Regions from separate parts of the Mus musculus genome. Here region 1 is linked to region 2. A link is a contact called in ENCODE Hi-C data. All regions are on one chromosome and are shown on one strand. The core of a region is the stretch at or near the end of the contact, and the rest is flanking DNA. Distances in the headings are between cores, read along the strand shown.

Evidence for each region. A loop is a pair of places that touch in the nucleus more often than their neighbours do.
Region 1: a map of T-helper 1 cell shows a loop between it and region 2 (32-fold over the local background). The contact joins the promoter of Crabp2 here to the promoter of Kcnab1 in region 2. A Hi-C loop is called at or near these places in 4 of 37 maps with a recorded cell type or tissue (T-helper 1 cell, T-helper 17 cell and regulatory T cell).

The regions. Positions count from the first base shown.
Region 1 is chr3:87,946,363-87,953,055 of GRCm38, reverse strand. It overlaps Crabp2 (cellular retinoic acid binding protein II), which reads right to left and starts at 4,363. Exons shown (of 4, transcript NM_007759.2): 1 at 4,146-4,363; 2 at 763-941; 3 at 462-578; 4 at 1-69. The coding sequence starts at 4,215. The coding sequence ends at 19.
Region 2 is chr3:65,106,358-65,112,180 of GRCm38, reverse strand. Kcnab1 (potassium voltage-gated channel, shaker-related subfamily, beta member 1) reads right to left here and starts at 3,167. Exons shown (of 14, transcript NM_010597.5): 1 at 2,189-3,167. The coding sequence starts at 2,409.

The DNA of each region.
Region 1 (6,693 bases), core at 3,114-5,613, about 23 Mb before region 2:
TCTTGGACCCGTAGGCACTCACTCTCGGACGTAGACCCTGGTGCACACAACGTCATCTGCTGTCATTGTCTGTAAGGATAGAGGTAGTTAGCTGGTGAAGTACCCGGGCGCCTTTGTTTTAAAGGAGGGAGGGGATGGGAGGTCGACTGTTTTTACTTCCAAGCCCAAACAGGCAAGAACAGATGCAAGGATGCCGGGGCATCATTGCTGGGGATCAAACAGAAACCCACTTCCTCCTGGAGTCCATAGGCAGTCAGGGAGAGTCTGCTGGAAAACTCTGGGCTCCTCTAGGCACATCTTTGTTGCACCCAAAAGGGTTAGCATTTTCAAACAGCCCCCATCGGGAGGTTGAGGGGTGGTGTGGCCACAGCTGCTCTTAAATCTGCAGGAGCTTGGAGCCCCGCAGAGAACGCAGAAGGCAGCAGGGGTTCTTCCAGGGGAGGGGAGGGGGCAGGGCTCACCAGGATCAGCTCTCCATCATTGGTCAGTTCTCGGCTCCAGGAGGTCTTGGGGCCCTCCCCCTTCAGAAGCCTCTGCTCGCACACCATTTTGTTTCCACTCTCCCATTTCACCAAACTCTGCAAGAGACCAGAGACCAAAGAGCTCACAGTAAGGGCCTGTGCAAGCGAAAGGGAGCAGAGGCAGACCCCTTTCCAGCACCCTGCACTCCTTAGGGACTCCTTCATGAGAGCAAAGAGTCTAGGGAAGCTAGACGTGGCAAGTAGGTGCTGTGACGCGGAGGGGGCCCTCCCTGTCCCTCACCTTACAGGGTCTCCCATCCACGGTCTGCTCCTCAAATTCCTCCCCGATCTTGAAGTTAATCTCCGTGGTTCGCACAGTGGTGGAGGTTTTGATGTAGAAAGTGTCATTCTCCTGTTTGATCTCGACTGCTGGCTTGGAGGCTGCAGCCACAGCGATCTTCCTCATCATCATGTTCACCCCTGCGGGGAGAGAGGACAGATAGCTCCGGCACCGGCTGCCATGAGACAGCTGGAGCAGCCCCATCTTGATGGCCTTGTGTGTGTGTTGGTGTGTGTGTGTGTGGGGGGAGTGTAGGGGTGGGGTGATAATAAGGAAAGAGGCTATAAATTGAAAGAGGAAAGAGAGGGATCCAGGTGAGGCAGGCTATATGACCCCACCTTGTTGAGTCAGTAGGTGGGCAGGACTCCCCAAATTCCAGCAACACATTCCTAGCACCCTTAGGGTCAGCTTCCCCCACGGACTACCTGGTGCGTTCAGTTTCCCTCACTCTGGCCTCTCACCACTGGGTTTGAGACTGTGAGGTAGGCTGGCCGTTACTAAATTCCCCATGCCCACTTGCAGGGTAGACCAGGCAAGCAGGTTGCTTCCCTCTCTGCCCCAGTTACCTACCTTGTACTCTTAGGTCTCTTTATTTGCACAACCCCTGCCCCTCTCAAACCCAAGGAGCAGATTCTCAGCCGAGGAGGATACAGAGGAAAACTGGGTGACCCTGAGCTTAAGCGGCTCTGGCTTCAGATTCCTCAACTGCCAAAAGGAAACAGCAGCTTCTTCTAATTGTCCCATGGCTCCACAGTAAGAATGGGGGACACACAAGGCCAAGTGCACATTCATAGTTTCTAGAAACTTTTTTTTTTAAATAAAAGCAAGTACAATGGATGAAAGAGCCGCAACATAGCAGGGCATGGTGGTGTACACCCTTTTTTGGGAGGCAGAGGCAGGGGGGATGGATCTCTGAGTTCAAACTCACCAACCTGCTCTATAGAGTGCATTCCAGAACAGCCAGAACTACACAGAGAAACCCTGACTCAAAAAACCATGAGAAAAACAAAAAACAAGCCAGAACATAGTGAAACCCATTATTACATGCAGGTAATATATGCAAATAAAAAAAGAAAAGCCAAACGAAACTAGGTTTGGACAAAGTTTCCTGTGCCAGACTGCTCTCTGTAATATTTCCAGGTCTCTTTCAAAGGAAAATTCTGCTGTCTTGAAAGGAGGGAAGGGAGCTGGGCATGGTGGCACACGCCTTTAATCTCAGCACTTGGGAGGCAGAGGCAGGCGGATTTCTGAGTTCGAGGCCAGCCTGGTCTACAGAGTGAGTTCCAGGACAGCCAGGACTATACAGAGAAACCCTGTGTCGAAAAACCAAAAAAAAGAAAAAAGGAAAAAGAAGAAAGAAAGAAAGAGAGAAAGAAAGGAAGAAAGAAAGAAGGGAAGGGAAGGGGAAGAGATGGGAGTGTTTTGCCTCCCCTCTGATGTCCCTAGCTCCAAGAATCATCCAAGGGCCATCCAGCTCAGCTTCTGTGTATTTAGAGTCTCTGTGTCCTCATTCATATACTTTCCCTTCCCTGCCCCCATTTCATTTACAGAGGGCTCTGTAAATGAAGGAGAGCAACCCTCTGCCACCAACAGGAGGATCCACCCCCACCTTTCCAAGCCTGATGAGGTGAAGAACTGGCCCTTCAAGGTGCTACAGGGGACAAGCCACTGCCACCGTGCAACCCCCCTCCCCGCCACCCCCATATATACACACAAATACTCATGCATTCCATAGCTCTGGGTTCCTGAGAAGAAAACTGACACTTCATTTAGCCCCAAAGTGGACTCACCCAGTCCTAACCGAAAGACCTGCTGTGTTTGCCCTGATTATCATGATGAGCCCTGAACTCTCCCACAACATGGACCCTGAACGCAGACCCTGTGGCGTCTCTGGAGGCTGTGTTAAGGAGAACCCCGCCTCCCTCAGTCTGCAGAGCTGGGGTCCTGGCTCAGCTGACCTTGGCTGACACAGGCAGTTTGTGTAACAACGGGTCTGTTTGCAATCTACCCCCTAGCAAGTCGCGTGGCTCAGAGAGACCCTGCGGGGAGGACAAACATTCTGAAGGCAGACTGTAGGATTGGGCCTTTCTCTGCAGCTGGAACCCGGGGTGGGGGTGGGGGTGATGCCAGGCTCCCACATCCACTGCAGAGAGGGGCCAGAATTTAGAGCGAATGAGGGAGGAGACAGCAATAGATTTTTCTGAAAATTTCTATTCTCTGATCTTTAATTTCGCAAGGGCGGAGCAAGAAAACTGGGTATGACTCTAAGGATCATTGCGGTTAGCTGACACAAAGAGAATGAACAGCGAGGAAAGATGAGAACAGAGGCCCTACTGCCCTCGCAACATTCTTTTTAGCTCCAGACTCACTCTTATACAGTCCCTAGCTCCTCAAGGGTATCCCCTGCTCCCCACCACAGGGCTCCTCTCCAGTGCAGAAATGGAAGGCATGCTGACCCTTAGGCTCTGGGGTAGTTTCCACTCCCTGGGGCGGTTAACTGCATCTCTCCGCAGATGTCTCTCCTTTCCTATACCTTCTAGCTCAGTCGCATCCTAGAGGGTAGTAGAAGGTGGGTAGGGAAAGTCTGGGTGGTTCCTGTGTTCCCACCCTTGGCTAACAGCCCAGTTGCGCAGGGTGCAGCTGGTCTGTGGCGAGGAGGGAGGCAATCCTAGACTTTCGGAAATGGGGATTGGTGTTTCACACGAGGACATTTGTTGAAATCTAAGAAAGTGGTAATTGTCCAGAGCGATTTTAGGGCTTGGGAGCCGGTTGCTGTAGGAAAATATGTCTCACAGGTGGGGGTGGGGTGGGGTGGGGTGGGGTGGGGAGACTGGAGTGGGAAGTGCAAGGTGTGGGGGAGGGTCGGGGAGCTGAAGTGGTGGACCACCTGGTGGGCGGAGCCAAGTGTTGAGGATAATGGACCTGTCGCCTGGATTGGGTTACTGTTAGGGTACGCGGAAAGATCTTGGAATGTCTCCTAGGGGCTCCCTGCCTGGATTCTGGATTCTTAAAGCTCAGAGCCAGGTGCCCTGGTCAGCAGGTCCAGGCGCCGAGGCTAGCCAACCCCTCCTGAGACTAACCTCGTGCTTCTGGTTTCTACTTGCTTCACAGGCTCTGAGTCACCGTTGAAGCTGGCACTGGTGGGCGCCCAGCCTCAGAAAGTAGGATTTAAGAGTCTTGGGCCTGGTGCCCCAGGACCCAGGGTATCCGGCACGCCCCTTTCCTAGGATGCAGGCTCCCAGGTACATTCCCTGATTCGGCCCCCTTCCGTTTATTCGGCCTCTGCTCTAAAGACCCCAGCGCCCTTCTTGTCCTCCCTTCCCAACTCACGAAAACCTCCTTACCCAGAGCTTTTAGCATTTCCTCAAAGTTTTCCGATCGGATGATCTTCCAGTTGCCAGAAAAGTTAGGCATAGTGGCAGCAAGGTGGCTTTCTCTTTAGATCTTCAACTAGAACACTGGACGCTGAGTCCTTTAGGCTAAAGATACTTTGCTGTCTCCTTTGCAGAACAGATCCTTCCACCTGGGGACCAAGCCGCGTGGAGGACAATTGCACAGCCGCTGGGCGCCAGAGCTCTAGGCTTTTATACCCAGCTGGTGCATGAGGCGGCCCCGCCCCCGCCCCGCCTTCCACACCACCTGGGGGCCCTGCTCTGTGACCACTTCACCCCCATCCTTTCCGGAATCCCTCCTGTTTCTAGAAATGTGGGTGGGTCCAGGGTTCTCCAAGAGCCAAGATACCCTTCTCCCGCATCAGTAGGCGGACCGAGAAGCGTCAGAAGGCAAGAACGGGGTTTGTGCCTCTGGCAAGAACAGGGCACGGCTCTCGCCTGGGTCACGGATGCTCTCTCGGCCTGCAGGGCGAACACAGGTCCCGTTTCACCAGTTCCCTAGTAGTTCTCTACCAGATTTGGTGCTCTGGACAGCTCAGCTCCAGGCATCCGGAGACCCCACTAGCGCAAGAATTGTCCCCCCCCCCCCCCCCCGGCAACCGGCAGTCGAAATGGACTCAATGAAACAGCTCGGAATTCAAGCGTTCTTTTGGGTGACAGGGAGGTGCTGCTCTGTCCTCCACCCCTTGACTCAGCTCTGGGTTCAAGTAGTGCCTGGGGACGCCTGAAGTGAGCACAAGGCAACTCATTCATTCCTCTCCAAGCCCTGGACGGACAATGAAGGGTTAAGCAGGAGCCCCCGGCTCGAGGCTAGAAGGGCAGAGGTCACAGCCAATCACTTGACACGACTCTTTTATTAAGGCGCTTTCTCGGTGGCTACGCTTCCCTGGGCCCCCTGGGCCACAAGGAGGGGGAGAAAGACGCCAAGCGCCCCCCACCACCCCCCACCCCCACCCCGCGGCTTGCCGCGTTGCCTCCGGGGTTGGGGGAAGGCTGACTGTGTGGGGAGGGGGTGGGTCTGAGACGTCCCTATCTAGAGCTGAAAGTGCGGTGAATCAGCCTCTCCGAGGCTGATTTTTACGTGGGTGAAACCCTAGTGGAAAGACAGCGAGACAGCAGAAAGGACAGGAGCGGCCTCGGAGGCACGCGGGTAACCCAAAGCCAGAAACAACGTTGCTCTGTGCTGGAGCTACAAGTGTTTGCCCTTTCTTTGGCATTCGCCCTCAGTCTCCCGGGGCTATCCCCGTAGTCCCCTCAGGATCTCAAACAAGGTCCCTGCCTGGCCCCTTCTCATCTAGGTGGCCAAGGTTGGAACAGGCAGCCCTGACCTGGTGAACTGGGGACTTGGCAGGCTTTGGTTGGGGAGTGGAACTGAGCTGAGGACAGGGCCTGAAGGATTAACCTCACTCAGAGGCCAGACAGTGTCACTCGAGTCAGGTCTTCATCGAGGCAATCCCGAATAATGGGGTGTGGAAAACTTGAGAGGATGAGGGAGGAAGGCTGCCTCTCAGAAGGGCCTCTGGATCGCCGCTCTCCCCACCCCCCACCCCACCACCAACACTCAGAAGGGAGTGGGACAAGTCGGCCTGAGTCTAGGACTCTAAATTTTAAAGCGGAATGCTTATTTGAGGGGCGGGCGCGTAGGAGGCATAGGCTTCTGGAAGAGGAGGCACGTGGGTCTAGCAGTTTCGCCACTGCAGATGCTTAGCTAGGTGGGGAGAAAGGGGAATCTGAAAGCGCTCTGAGTATAGGTTGCAACCTTCCCCGCTTCAGTGCAGCTTTGCTGTAGGTAGGCACAACGGGATGATTTTCAGTTCTGACAGTGAAATCTGGCCTCTAGACGGAGAAATAAGGAGTGGCCTGTGGAAGGAACAACGCAAAAAACAGGAGCCTGATGCTCCACCCCACCCCCACCCCCGCTGTCCCTACTCCCATACCGGTGGTCATTGTGTCCAATTTCTACTTCTCCAGACAGACTCCTGGAGCCCAGGTAGCATTTTCCTTCTTACAAGAGAAAAGGGCAGGCAAGCCCTCTTCCAGGAGCCTTGAGAACCTTACTGATGGTCATGATGATGGGTGAGGACACAGCCTAGGAAGGAAGCCTGGGATGGCAGTTTAGAGGAACCCAGGCCAGGTAGAGAGTCCCACTAAGACTAGAGCCCTGGAGGAAGTTCCCCCAGGTGGGAGTGGATGCCCTAGGCCCACTCCCTTCCTTTTACCCTCACCACCTCCCTCCTCTAGCAACTGGCTAGGATTTCCAGAGACAGAAGGAAGACAAAGGGAAGTGGGACTGGGCGGGGAATTCTTTCCAGATGTGTTTGTGGTTTGGCAGTTCAGGGCCGGAGCTCCTCGCACCCCAACTTTGCTGAATGAGGGAGGGAGGGAGGGGGCAATATGCTAGGGCTAGGGCTTTTGGCCTCCAGCAGCCCTTTTATTCCAGGGGAATCGCAGACATGAGCAGCTGGGAAGAGACACTGAGGGATGAGGGGCCTAGGAGGCG
Region 2 (5,823 bases), core at 1,918-4,417:
TAATTTACTGTTCTTGCTCATTCCACCAGTCTCTCCCCAGATTCTGTAGACAAGCCAATCACATTCCTTATTGCACAAAATCACTTACTATTTATTCTTAACAATCACTCAGTGCACTCATGTTATATTCTAGATGAAACAATGTAACAAAAACATAACTCAGGCAACAAAAATATTCCCACTATTTTGGGCAAGCACACAGTAATTGTCCCACTCCTCTATCACCTAAGAAAGCCTGGCATGCAGATGGCACTTTCTCACATGTCTTATATGTCTCTCAGTCTCAGTAGAATTTAAAAGCTGGGAGCTGGATTCACACATACATAAAGCACCTGTCCTCGATGGAGTGGCTCTGAATGAGAAGAGGAGTGGAAAAGAACCATTATGTTTGGTTACCACAAACTCAAGAGTGCTGAAGAACCCAGATGATTGTTAGTGAAGAGCTGTGCTTAGCTGCAAGGGAGGAGAGACATCCAAATGAGTGGTTCCCACACCGACCTTCTGGGGAATTCGACAGTTACAGTCCAATCCAAGTTCAACTGTGTTGATAGGAAACCTTAACAGAGAGCCCCTGACTGCAATAGCCCAGTAAGACCAAACTGTTCCATGACAATCCCCTGCAAGACAACTATGAAGGTGTGACCACAGACAGGAGGGGTGTGACTTTTAAACTTCTGCCTTAGGGGAAAACTGTTTATTGTTCTCTCAAACTCTGCAGGCCCCCATTGGAGCCACCTCACCCTGATGTGTCTTGCTCTTGGACTCTGTCCAGGAGGCAACAGCTTATCTCCCCCAGCAGCTTAGCTATTGGCCCAGCAGCACCTACCATGCACAGGACTAAGGCTACATCTGTGCCACAGCAGCTACACAGAAACTGCCAGAGAACTAGAGACCGAGGTCTCATTTGGAGAAGTCATTGGATGGGGCCGTCTGTCCATCAGAAAAGCAAAGGAAAGAAGAGGGCTCACAATGCTGACACTTGGAGGGAATGGACCACAGTCAGGGGGTTCATTTGGTGGCTTGCCCTCACCCTGCAGTTGTGGCCCAGAGCTACTGCTCTGGCTGGCTTCCCAGTCTGTTGACAGGTTTTCTTTCTCAGTGGCTTGAAAACATCAGAAGGACAAGAAGACTTGCTGTTGCAGTGGGAGGCTTCCCTTAAATCTGCAGATAAACTTTCATCAAGGCCAACTTCTCTAGAGAAGTTTAACGGCTTACTTCATACAGACAGCACAATCTTAAACGTACAGTATTTTAATTGTCCGGAGTTCATCCATCTTATCCTAAAATCTGGTCTCTAGCAAACGAGGGAGAGAAAAAAGGAAAACAATGACCAGTTACACCTGCAAATGAGAAGAGCCGAAGACCTCGGAGGATGTGTCAGCTGCTGCTCTTCTTTGGGTCCCTAAATACTGAGAAGTGCAGAGGAACTACAGCGGGGCTACGGAGCCCATGGCCAGAGTGCTGATGCAAAGCAAACATAATGAAGTGGCAGGGATCGCATTATGGAACGGAGAACTGTTTTTACTACAGGAAGATTTCTATCTACGAAAACAACCAATTCAGTTGTGATACAGGAGACAGGGACACAGACATTCACCGGCACTGAAAAGCTGGTCCCCTGTATTTAACAACAGTCGCACTTCATTCACTTCAGGCAGTAATTTAGATTTCAGTACAGCAGTGTTCAGTCTCTAACACCGTTGTAGGTGTTTCTTGCTACCACAAACCTTCCTTAATAAGAGCTGGGCTTAACATGTTCCCTCGGTCTCTCAAAGGGAAGAGTGCAGCGTGGGATGGGAAACTATTCTGAAAAGCATAAGCGTAGAATCGACAGCCTGTGCATCAAGCAGGACAAACACTTCTGCTCTTGACAAACTGTCCTAGTAGAAAAGAGTTCCTAGCTCTTAGGTGTGTTTTCTCCGCTCTCTGGAACTCATTATGGTCCTAAGGTGTTCGTAACACTTAGAATATAAAAAAATGGGCCACATCTTAAAGATCGCACTTGTGCATGCACAGCAGCTTGGCCCTTTTCAGCTCTCCCCCCACAAAAGGCTAATTTCAAAGCAAACACCTGAGAATTCTAAATTAAGCAAACAAGCGCTGAGTTAAGTCACTTTCAAACAGGAACAACTGCCTGGCTGAACCGTCAAAGAACACAGAAACCCCGGGCAGAGGGACCTCACCATACCTATATTTCATGCCAGTCTGCTTTGCGGTGGACTCTTTGAGAGAAATGTGATGCTGAGGGGTGAAGGTCCCCAGGCTGCGAGCGATGATAGCGACAGTGCGGAATTTGGCCCGGGCTGCGTTCACCACATTGGGGGCGTTGGAGCTCTGCTTGCTCAGAAGTCGGTCCTCACCATTTCGACTCTTCAAATTGTGCTCTGTGCAGGCTATGGAGACTTGCATTGCTTCCCAGGACAGAGCAAGGTCCTCTCAGAACCCCACAACACAGGCGGTCGGCAGAGGGTGAGCAGTTGGGGGGATTTCGGCTGTCTTTTAACCCCTCTTGCCCCCCTTCCTGGATGCCTTCAGAGGAGTCCCAGCAGCTGACTTCAGGACCCACACAGTGGCAGAAGAGGCTGAGGGGCAGGACAGAGTCCCCGGGACCCAAAGAAGTAAACAGCCAAGCTGGAAGTTGCCTCGGCAGCTGGAGCGCGAATCAGCCTCTCCAATCTTCCCAGGCTGTGATCTCGGCTGATTAAACAGCCAGATCCATGTGGTCAGGAGGCTGGTGCAGAAGCCTAGAGCTGAGCATTCATGGTGACTGCACACAGCCCTGCCTGGAGCCAGTCCGAGGTGCCTGAATGCAGAGGGCTGGTTTCTGGGCGCTGGCTCAAAGCAACGCAGGCATACCGCAAGATGCGCTGCTAGCACCCTCTGGATCACAGGCAGGAGGCTCAACTGGAGAGGAGCATCCCAAGAAGCAGCTCACAGCAAGCAGGACCCCGCGGACCCGTGGTCTCCATCCACTATGCCTGCCAACTACCTCGCTCCTGTGCTTAGGAGAATGCGGAGGTGGAGGCTTCTCAAGACCCCTCCCCACTCATCCTCGGGCAAAAGCTGGGTCTCCTGAGCCAGCACTTACTTGGTTAGCGACTGCATAGAAGAGCTGGGAGGTCCCTTTAAGGAGCGCCTTGCCTTTGTGTGCAGTGGGAAGGAAAGATCACTGTGACCACTCCTTACTGGAACAGGACTGGGAGGGCTGTTCCATCAGGGGGCTCTGCCTAGATGCCACCAAATTTTGCTGCAGCGCAGGAGTTGAAAAGGCTGAGTTGGGGAGGCTGAGTGGGGTGCTCTGAGAACAGCACACTACTGATTAACACGTGAATGCTCTTCTGACTTGCTGGAACACAGCTTGGAATTCAGATATTAGCCTTGTCAGGGTTCATATCCCCTCTGCATGTTATTTCTTATGCAGATAAGTTAGAAGTTTCCTGAAAAGCCACAGTGCAGTCTGGATGGAGTGGGGTCTGCTAACGTACTGCAAATTTATTTAAAATACCAGAGTAGAGACGTCTGGGATGCTGCAGGGAGCAATGGGTCCTCCCCGCTGGAGGATACAGGTGGGGGTAGGTGCAATGGGGGAGAAACAGGTCAGGAAAGTAACAGGATCCATATATATTGTCATGGCCACAGGGATGGGCAGCAAGAAGTTCTGTGAGCTGAGCCTGAACCCATATAAGATGCATTTCTTGTTTGGCTGGATGTTCCATTCAGAGCAACTGCTCAAGAAACCTGCTCAGACCAAACTATCAATTAGTTGATAATTCATCTCTCCATTTGAAGTATGAGAGAAATAACTCGTCCTATGAATTTGGTTAAATTATATCTTCTCCAAAAGCTTCTTTCTAAATGTGATCCCCAACAGACCCCACTGTCAAGGAGGAAGAAACAACAAACGCTATTTGTGAATCCATCTCTGTTCTTGGCAATAGAGATCAATATGGAGGGAAATTTAGGAAGCTGTGTCTCAGTTCGTAAGGAGCAGGCAATCTGGGTGGGAAGGACAAAGCACTCGGTCTTCAGAGACTGATTATGTTGAAAATCATACTCTATGTGTCCACGGGAGTGGTACCCACACTAAGCACAACAGAATGAAAAAAGAATGAATTTCAGGAGCCTGGAGAACATTTCTTCATTTCGATCCATTACAACACTTCAGTGGAGCTTCTCTTATAATCTGACTTGGCTACTGGGACACATGACAATGTCCAGAGTTTCAGGAAGCACACGAAGACTCAACAGCCCTCCCAAAGGTATGGACTCCCCTGTGGCAGGACCCATGGGTCTGATCTGATTATCAGGAGTACAGGGAAGCATGTTCACGGATGACATAGCCTGCCTGTATAAATTAATAAATAAAACAGCTGCTCTGGCCACTTCTGCCCAAGCAAATGAAGTTGCAGAAGTGAAATCCTCAAGGAGACTCTGTGCTTGTGTTGAGATCCACTCAAGATATTATTACTCTTAACAACTTTGAACCTGAAGATAAGATTTAAACCACATTGTGGCATCCAATTCTTGATCCTCTATATATTTTCACTCTTTCCCTTAGGAAAATCAGTATGTTCATTAACAGAGGATATTTAGGATGACTGAGGGTGGCAGGGTTAAGTGGGCACCTCTTCTTTTCACCCAGGCAGGAATACTGGGACGTACCTTTCTTTAATCTTTGGAATAAACAGTGGGTAGAGAGGAAGCAGATCATAGGAACCTTTATTTTTGCACACTAAGCCAGCTCATCGGAGATGATCAACGTGAATTGGGAAAGCAGTCAAAATGAGAAGAGGAAGAAGTGGGAGGAATCAAAAGAAAGAGCTTTTAGAAAAGGAAAGTGGGAAAAAAGCAGGCTGGGAACAACAGAGGGAGGTGATGCCCTTCAGACCCGAGGGGTCAGGAACCAGGGACTTTAACTTGGCCACTGGCTTTGGGGGAGGGGAGGTGGGCAGGGGTTCAGCTGAGAGTGCTGCTGGCTTTATAGGATGGACTAAGAGGCCTGGATATATTAACCAGTGTGGTGTTTAGCTTTATTAAGGGGCTAGCAGAGAAATGCCAAAAAGCACAGCATAGCCTAGATCAGGGAAAAGGTTATCTGAACAAGACATACAAAGTAGAGCATTTCTGACCCCAATAGGACCACACAGAGTGCTTGCTTGTTCTATGGCAGGTGCTCAATCTATAAATAATTGAGAGGTGATGAGGAAATAACGAAGAGGGAGAGGGGAAGGTGGGTTGGATGGGGGAGATGCCTTTTCCTGGATAAACTCCATTCTTTAAAAACAACCACCAAAGAAAATCCTGTGCATTCACTTGGAAGCTCAGCCAGTTATACTGAAAAGGAGTGAATGGTAGCCCCACAGTTTCCTCTGCTCCTCTTGAGTGTGGTCCAGTGTCCCAACCTTTGGGACATGCCTCATAGAGAATCAAAGATCTGAGGCCAGAGGATGCTCACAGTGCAGGCTTCTTTCTTGTTGACCACAGTGAGCCTTTCATCTCTGATACCACACAGGCACTCTGACAGGCAAGCAGCAGCCCCATAGTTTCCCCAGACATCCTCATACTTCCCAGAATTAAGGGACCAGTCGCTCTCAGGAGCCTGGAAGCTAAATAACAGTTGGCTGTAGAGTGCCCATTCCTAATAAGTTTGCTAGCAGGCCACATGCTAATTAAGCTGGGGAAGTTAGACTTACAATGTATGTTCCTTTACTGTCACACACTATGAGAATTTCAGGCTTAAATAGACACACAAACCTGCATATAGATAGATTTACATAGATACACACATATACATGTATAGATATAGTTATGGGCTAGATTATC